Linked DNA regions of Homo sapiens: region 1 is linked to region 2. A link is an interaction called in ENCODE POLR2A ChIA-PET data of the cell type or tissue named here. Cell type or tissue: K562. All regions are shown on one strand. Each heading gives the region's core, and the rest is flanking DNA. Links, peaks and the distances in the headings are about the cores only.

Region 1 (4,401 bases), core at 237-4,236, 170 kb after region 2:
TGCCTCAGCCTCCCAAGTACCTGGGACTACAGGCGCCCGCCACCACACCCGGCTAATTTTTTTGTATTTTTAGTAGAGATGGGGTTTCACTGTGTTAGCCAAGATAGTCTCGATCTCCTGACCTCGTGATCCACCCACCTCAGCCTCCCAAAGTGCTGGGATTACAGGCGTGAGCCACCGCACCCAGGCAACAATTATTTTTTTTTTAAGGCAAAAGTCATTTACAGCTCTTTCACAGAAGAAAAGGGCAAAAATCATTATTTATTTATAGAGATGGAGTCTTACTATGTTGCCCAGGCTGGTCTTGAACTCCTGGACTCAAGCAATTCTCCCACCTTGGCCTCCCAAAGTGCTGGGATTGCAAGCATGGGCCACCCCACACCCAGACTAAAAATCATGTTTTTAAAGTTTAATCTTTTTTTTTTCTTTTTTTTTGAGACGGAGTCTTGCTCTGTCACCAGGCTGGAGTGCAGTGGCTAGATCTCTGCTCACTGCAACTTCCGCCTCCTGGGTTCAAGTGATTCTCCTGCCTCAGCCTCCTGAGTAGCTGGGACTACAAGTGTGCGCCACCATACCCGGCTAATTTTTATATTTTTAGTAGAGATGGGGTTTCATGTTGACCAGACTGGTCTCGAACTCCTGATCTCGGGCGACCCACCCACCTCGGCCTCCCAAAGTGCTGGGATTACAAGCATGAGCCACCTCGCCCAGCCTAATCTCATTATTTATAAGGAAAATACAAAGACCACAATGAGACATCAATTTCACCCACTAAATCAGGCAAAAGTTAAGGAGGTAGAATAATGATCTGTTGGTGGGAGTGTAAACTGGTACAACCAACACTCTTTGGTAAAGTTGAAGACGTGCACACCCTGTAAAACAGCAATTCCACTACAGAAAATCTTCTGCATTGCCAAGAGGAGATAGGCACAAGAATGTTCTTAGCAGCACTGTTTGTAATAGCAAAATATTGAAAACTACACTAAATCCATCCATAATAGAACAGATACATGAATTGTGATATACATAAATCTCAGAAACATGATACTGAGTGACAACAAACAAGCTGCAGAAGAATGCTTATGGTATGACTCTTAGTTTGTAAAATTCAAAACTATGCAAAAGTAAACTATGTGGTTTAAGGATACAAATATACATATTAAACAATACAGAAAAAGCAAGGGTAAACTCAAATGTCAAGATGGTAGTTACATCCCAGAGGGGAAAGAATGGGAATGGATTATGAAGTAGCACACAGAATATCTCAAAAGATAAAGGTAAAAAACCAAAATAAGGGTAAAAATAATATTCATTTTCTCTCTCAGTAGGGAGGAGATAAAATGAATGGTGGATAATAGGTGTCTGTTCAAATACTCTCCTTTATAACATACATATGGCCAGGCGCGGTGGCTCACGCCTGTAATCCCAGCACTTTGGGAGGCGAGGCGTGCAGATCACGAGGTCAAGAGATCGAGACCATCCTGGCTAACACGGTGAAACCCCGTCTCTACTAAAAATACAAAAAATTAGCCGGGCGTGGTGGCGGGCGCCTATAGTCCCAGCTACTCGGGAGGCTGAGGCAAGAGAATGGCGTGAACCTGGGAGGCGGAGCTGGCAGTGGGTCGAGATGGCGCCACTGCACCCCAGCCTGGGCGACAGAGTGAGACTCCGTCTCAAAAAAAAAAACAAAAAACAACAACAAAAAATGTTATATTATTTTTCTTTTGACGACAAAAAGACCTAGATTTGAATCCAAGCTCTAACAAGCAGTGTGACCTGAGATTAGTCAACCCCTTCAACAAAAACATATGGACTCCCAGCCACAGGCGGAGGGGTACACGTAGGGCAGGAACGCTTGGGTGATAAATATGAGGTCCTTTCCCTCTAGAGTTCACGGTTTAAGAGAAGGCTGACAGGAAAAAAAATTAAATAAATAAAAATTAAAAATTAAAGAAAAATATATAAATATCTCCACAGCCTGCCAACAACAGGTCGTTCCCCACGCTCTTGAGCCCATTTTCAACACAGCTACAAACTGCTGCTTTAAAATGCACACCGGATTAAATTACTTGCCTGAATATAGTCCTCCAATTCTTCCCCTGTGTCCTCAGGATAAAAGGCTCCCCGAGTTCTGCGTGGGCCTCACGCACTCCTGAGGCGCTTGCCTCACGGGCTTCCCTCTCACGTGGCGTCCTCACAGGTCCACATTTGGCTCCACCCACGCCATCACGCAACTGGCATCTGATTGGTGAACGTAGAGGAAGGACTGAGCATGCACGATCTAGCTCCTCCCTCCGTCCGTAAATTTAGATCCGCGAGTCTGCCGGAAGTTTGAGTTCTTCCGCTTCCCAAGGCCCCAACTTCTATTAAGGCATAACTGACATTCGATAAACTGCACATGGCCGGGCGCAGTGGCTCTCGCCTGTAATCCCAACACTTTGGGAGGCGGAGGCAGGTGGATCACCTGAGGTCAGGAGTTGGAGGCCAGCCTGACCAACATGGCGAAACCCTGTCTCTAGTAAAAATACAAAATTAGCCGGGCGTGGTGGCAGACACCTGTAGTCCCAGCTACTCGGGAGACTGAGGCAGGAGAATCGCTTGAACCCGGGAGGCGGAGGTTGCAGTGAGCCGAGATCGCACCACTACACTCCAGCCTGGGCAACAAGAGTGAAACTAAAAAAAAAAAAAAAAAAAAAAAACTACACACGTTTAAAGTGTGCGGTCTGATGAGTTTTGAAACAAATATACACACATGAAACCTTCACAACAATCAATATAACGACCCTATTCATTCCCCGCCAAACTTTAATCCTGCCTCTTTGTTTCCTGCCTCTCGTCCCCCTCTGCCCTTCCCTCTGCAACTGCTAATCTCTTTTCTGTCGCCATAGATAAGTTTTCATTTTATAGTATTTTATATAACTGGAATAATTTGGGGGAGAGGGGGTCTGGCTTGTTCCACTCACTACAAGTATTTTGAGATTCACCTATGTTGTTGTGTAAATCAATAGTTCGTCTCCCTGGACCTGACCATCACTTTTCCCAACAAGAAAGGAGAAAAAAAAAGTTTGTTCCATTTTACTGCTGAGTGTGCTCCATTGTATGGATATATGACAATTTGTATATTCATTCACATGTTGATGGACATTTGGGGGGTTGTTTTCAGCTTGGTGCCATTACAAATGAAATTGCTATGACCATTTGTCTATAAAAGTCTTTTAAACATTTCCTTTTTTTTTTTTTTTTTTTGGAGAAATGGCTCACTCTGTCACCCAGGCTAGAGTGGAGTGCAGTGGTGCCATCATAGCTCACTGCAGCTTGCAGCCTCGCCCTTCCAGTCTCAAGCCATCCTCCCACCTCAGCCTCCAGAGTGGCTGGGATCACACCACCACTCCCGGCTAATTTTTTTTTTTTTTTTTCCGTACAGATGGAGTCTTGCTATGTTGCCCAGGCTGGTCTTGAACTCCTGGTCTCAAGCATCGGCTTCCCAAAGCGCTGGGATTACAGATGTGAGCCACCATGCCCAGCAAGTCCCTAATCCATTTCCAGCAAATTTTTGTGTATGGTGAAAGGTAAAGATCAACATTCAATTTTTTGCTCATGGCTATCCAATTGTTCCAGCATCATTTGTGGAAAGCATTGCCTCCATTAAATTGCCTTAGCACTTGTGTTGAAAATCAACTGGTTATGTATGTCTGGGCCTATTTCTGGACTCTCTATTCTGTTCCGCGTGTCTCTTTATGCCAAATACCATACTGTCTTGATTACTGTGGCTATATAATAAATCTTGACATCAGATAGTGTAATTAGTTATCTATTGATGCATAACAAATTACTACAAATTTAGAGGCTTGGCCAGGTGTGGTTGCTCACACCTGTAATCCCAGCACTTTGGGAGGCTGAGGCGGGTGGATCACTCGAGGTCAGGAGTTTGAGACCAGCCTGGCCAACATGGAGAAACCCCGTCTCTACTAAAAATACAAAAATTAGCCAGGCACAGTGGCTCACGCCTGTAATCCCAGCACTTTGGGAGGCAGAAGCAGACAGATCACGAGGTCAGGAGTTCGAGACCAGCCTGGCCAATATGGTGAAACGTTATCCTGACTTAAAAAAATAAATAAATAAATATAAAAATTAGCCGGGCATGGTGGCACATGCCTGTAGTCCCAGCTACTTGGGAGGCTGAGGCAGAAGAATCGCTTGAACCTGGGAGGCGGAGCTTGCAGTAAGCCGAGATTGCACCACTGCACTCCAGCCTGGGTGACAGAGTGAGTTTCTATCTCAAAAATAAATAAATAAATAAATAATACAAAAATTAGCCGGGCATGGTGTTGCAAGCCTGTAATCCTAGCTACTTGGGAGGCTGAGGCAGGAGAATCACTTGAACCTGGAAGGTGGAGTTTG
Region 2 (4,401 bases), core at 301-4,300:
TTTTTTAAATTAACTTAAAGTGCTCCAATTTATGGTACCTGTGCATAGTAGGTATTCTTGAACGTGTGATTTATGAAGATCAGCATTTACCTTGGAGAAAACTAGATGTTTAGAGAGAGAGAATGCTGACAAGATCAACAACAGTCACACCATTTGTTAACCATTTATGGATCAGGCACTTTGAACACATTATTTCTAAAACCTGGTAACAATCCTGCAAGTTAGGGATTATTTCCATTTGTTTAGGGAAATAAAGGCTCAGGAATACAAAATAATTTGCTCAATAGCACACAATAAAGGGCAGAACTGGGATTCAAACAATGAAATAATTGCAAAGGCCTTATTCCTTTTATTTCATACTATCAGTTTCAACATCTTGTAAGAGGACACCATGATTTTCTCTGAGTGGATATAATATAACTGAAATGACCCAAAATTCTTGATGATACAAGCTCCTTATAAAACACTTAAAAATGTTTATTATACCCACCTCCACCGCCTTATCCCAACACATTTAAAATCATTAACTGTAAGTCTAGGTTTACAAGGCTAGCAAATCAGAAACTATTTTACTGACTCAGATAATATTTTTGCCACGTGAGTGACTGTTATAAGGTAGTACCTTGAATTATAGTGGTGTGGACCAACCAGCTTCACTTTACCAAGCACAAAACAAAACAGTTCATAATCTACTAAATTATGCCTGGTCCTAAAAAAATACTTAACTCTAATAAATTAGCAACACGTAAATCTTCTAATTAATATATACAAAAAGTTGTAGGCTGGGTGTGATGGCTCACACCTATAATCCTAGCACTTTGGGAGGCCGAGGTGGGCGGATCATTTGAAACCAGGAGTTTGTGACCAGCCTGGCCAACATGGTGAAATCCTGCCTCTAATAAGACTACAAAAATTAGCCGGGTGTGGTGGCACATGCCTGTAATCCCAGCTACTCAGGAGGCTGAGGCCTGACAATCACTTGAACCCAGGAGGTGGGGGCTGCAGTGAGCCAAAGTCATGCCACTGCACTCCAGCCTGGGCAACAGAGCAAAACTGTCAAAAAAAACAAAAACAAAAAAATACAACTATCTCATAATCTTGTTGGTGAGGATTAAATTGATGAAATTTATAAGCAATACTTAGAACAATATCTATTATTATTTCTTCTTCTCTATTCTACCACTATCACCACCACTCTGCAGCTAGCCAAACTTTATTTATTAATTTTTTTTTGTTCTCATCACTCTACTAATGAGAGCTAGCCAATCTTTACTGAGTACTTAGTGTGGGCCAAGCCCTGTTCTAAGTGCATTACGTATTTTATTTAATTCTCCCGACAACCCAAATAAGGTAGATATTAATATTATCCAATCTTGCTAAGAAATAAACAGACACAGAGATGTTAAGTTGCTTGCCCAAAGGAATACAGTGAGTATGTATGGCAAAGAAAAACACCCCTCTCTTAGTCCTTTCTATCAAATCCCTTTCTCAAGGGGAAACAACACTTGGTATCATTAGATTTCTCTGCTCCAAGATTTACAGGATGGGGGCAGATGTGATCAGAGCACTGAAAATGACAGTAAGACTGCTGTCTTGCTGCACACAGATAAGAAAACATATTTCTGGCCGGGCGCAGTGGCTCACACCTGTAATCCCAGCACTTTGGCAGGCCGAGGCAGGCGGATCACAAAGTGAGGAGATCGAGACCGTCCTGGCTAACACGGTGAAACCCTGTCTCTACTAAAAATACAAAAAATTAGCCGGGCATGGTGGCAGGCGCCTGTAGTCCCAGCTACTCAGGAGGCTGAGGCAGAAGAATGGCGTGAACCTGGGAGGCGGAGCTTGCAGCGAGCTGAGATCGCGCCACCGCACTCCAACCTGGGCGACAGAGTGAGACTCCGTCTCAAAAAAAAAAAAAAAAAAAAAAAAGAAAACATATTTCCTTAGGTATTTATACCTCTCTTTCCTTCCTAATTATAAAAAATATACATTCACATTATAAAATGCATAAAATAATTCTGTGAACTTTAAAGGAAACATGGCTAAAAGTTAGTTTGTATAAATTTCCACTTTTTTTTTTTTTTTTTTTTTTGAGATGGAGTTTTGCTCTCTTGCCCAGGCTGGAGTACAGTGGCACCATCTCGGCTCACTGCAACCTCTGCCTCCTGGGTTCAAGTGATTCTCCTGCCTCAGTCTCCCGAGTAGCTGGGATTACAGATGTGCGCCACCACACCTGGCTATTTTTTGTATTTTTAGTAGAGACAGGGTTTCACCGTGTTGGCCAGGCTGGTCTTGAACTCCTGACCTCAAGTGATCTGCCTGCCTTGGCCTCCCAAGGTGCTGGAATTACAGGTGTGAGCCACTGTGCCTGGCCTGAATTTCCACTTTTTTAAAAAACTAATTTGTATGAGATATTTTAAAAAGAGAATGTACTGTTTTTTCTGAAGATTTTAGGAAAATATGAATAGAAGAATAATTTTAAAACCATGAGTTTCTTCACAACAAAAAAGTAGAATGAGATTTTGAATATTTGGAGTGTGACTAGAAATTCTAGAAAGTTAAAAATAATCTATTTTGATGCTTCTATACTCATAATGTAATTGTTGAAATTTGCTACTATATATTGGAAATCCTGCTGTTGGCAGAGGGCCCTTGTTGAATGCTCTATGAACTATGTTGGATAAGCTTGGTTTATAACAGTATTACAACAGAGGTGAGATTACCCTTTCTGTCCTATCAGCACAAAATAATCGAGTGTGATGTCTCTTCTGAACTACAATGTAGGTTATTCCAGGTTGATAGTCTTTCTCCAAACTGATGCAGGCTTCTCGAATTGCTAGTAGTTCATAATATAATACCTAGAGAATATGAAATGGAAAGATTCAATATAGTCAGCTATTTGTTTTTATATACTTCAAAGTAGGATAATGATTTAATCTCAGGATTCCTTAATTTCACCACTCTATAGCTAATAGATTCCATTTTAACGATTATTAGAACATGGTCTTAGCAAGCAAGGCATACACATTCGTAGTGAACATTTTCAAAAAGACAATCTAACAAAACACCAAGTTTTGACTTGGGGAACTCTAACAAGGTTTTTAACTCTAGAACTAGACACCATATTATAAACACAATATCTGATTTCACCATAGTCTGATGAGATTCTAGGTAACCAACCTGCCTAAACTGCCCCTCTGAAACACCATCCCGATAAAAGATGATACGAGTAGGCTTGAACCGAGTTGACTTATAAAATTGAATAAGAAGTTCCCGGACCATGGAGGCCAAGTCCTGGATGATCTCCTGTCGGGGTCTCTGAACTCTTACTGTGGCACAGTATCTGCTTGGGTGTGCATCCATACTACCTACAACCTAGGTTAGAAAAAGTAAAATAAATAAATAAATAAATAAAAATAAATGATAATCAAAATTACATGAATTTCATTTACATTTTTATTTTACTGTAACCTGTTCATCACTGTTTACTTTGAAAGTAATCAAAAATAGTAATTCTGAGTTGGGTATGACGGCATGTGCCTATAGTCCCAGCTACTCAGGAAGCTGAGGCAGGAGGATCACTTGTGCCCAGGAATTTAAGGCCAGCCTGGGCAAAATAGCAAGACCCCATCTCTCTCTCTTTCTCTCTTTTTTTTTTTTTTTTTTTTTTTTGAGACGCAGTCTTGCTCTGTCATCAGCCTGGAGTGCAGTGGCACAATCTCGGCTCACTGCAACCTGCACCTCCTGGGTTCAAGCGATTCTCCTGCCTCAGCCTCCAGAGTAGCTGGGACTACAGGTGTGCACCACCACCCCCAGCTAATTTTTGTATTTTTAGTAGAGATGGGGTTTCACCATGTTGGCCAGGATGGTCTTGATATCTTGACCTCGTGATCCGTCTGCGTTGGCCTCCCAAAGTGCTGGGATTACAGGCATGAGCCACCGCACCCAGCCTACCCCATCTTTTTAAAAAATTAAAAAGAATAGTACTTCCCGTTGAAGAACAGAATAAAACACCTAGTATAGGGTAAAAAACTATTTTCCTATAACTAGGCTGAACTATACATTTAACAATTAGATTCTTTGTGTTGTTGGTAGACTTAAAGATTAGTAAGGAAAGAAAAAGACAAAAAGATGTGTATAAGAGAATAAGAGAAAAGAAATAAGAAAAAACAAGGACCAATTCAAACCACTGATTTTTCTTCCTATCTCTTCCACTTTAGCAACCTATCTCAGAAGCCATACTTAAGACTTTAGCTTCATCTTAGAACTGTTACGCTTCATAAATTTTAAAATCAGAATTTTCCCTCTTGGCCTGAATCTATACAGTCTTATTGAGCTGCATTTGTGTTCTGTATCTGGTCCTCAGAGAAGTTAATCTTGGTTTTGAAACTAGCTATATTA

Evidence for each region. ChIA-PET counts read pairs that join two places held together with the same protein. Peaks named below come from ENCODE experiments on the same cell type or tissue, not always from the same donor. Only the 100,000 strongest peaks of a DNase experiment are listed, where the experiment ranks them.
Region 1: POLR2A ChIA-PET joins it to region 2 with 7 read pairs; 3 of 35 experiments call an interaction of 5 or more read pairs at or near these places.

What each region holds. Positions count from the first base shown.
Region 1 is chr1:35,867,576-35,871,976 of GRCh38, reverse strand. It overlaps a transcript of AGO1 not described here. Among named protein-coding and RNA genes, the nearest start is that of AGO1, 13 kb to the left of the region's middle. In K562, for the core only: no CTCF peak of the experiment used is centred there; a DNase peak (open chromatin) is centred at 2,246; H3K4me3 peaks cover 2,312 bases.
Region 2 is chr1:36,038,764-36,043,164 of GRCh38, reverse strand. It overlaps AGO3 (argonaute RISC catalytic component 3), which reads right to left. Exons shown (of 19, transcript NM_024852.4): 15 at 3,181-3,375; 16 at 2,724-2,858. Among named protein-coding and RNA genes, the nearest start is that of TEKT2, 43 kb to the left of the region's middle. In K562, for the core only: no CTCF peak of the experiment used is centred there; no DNase peak of the experiment used is centred there.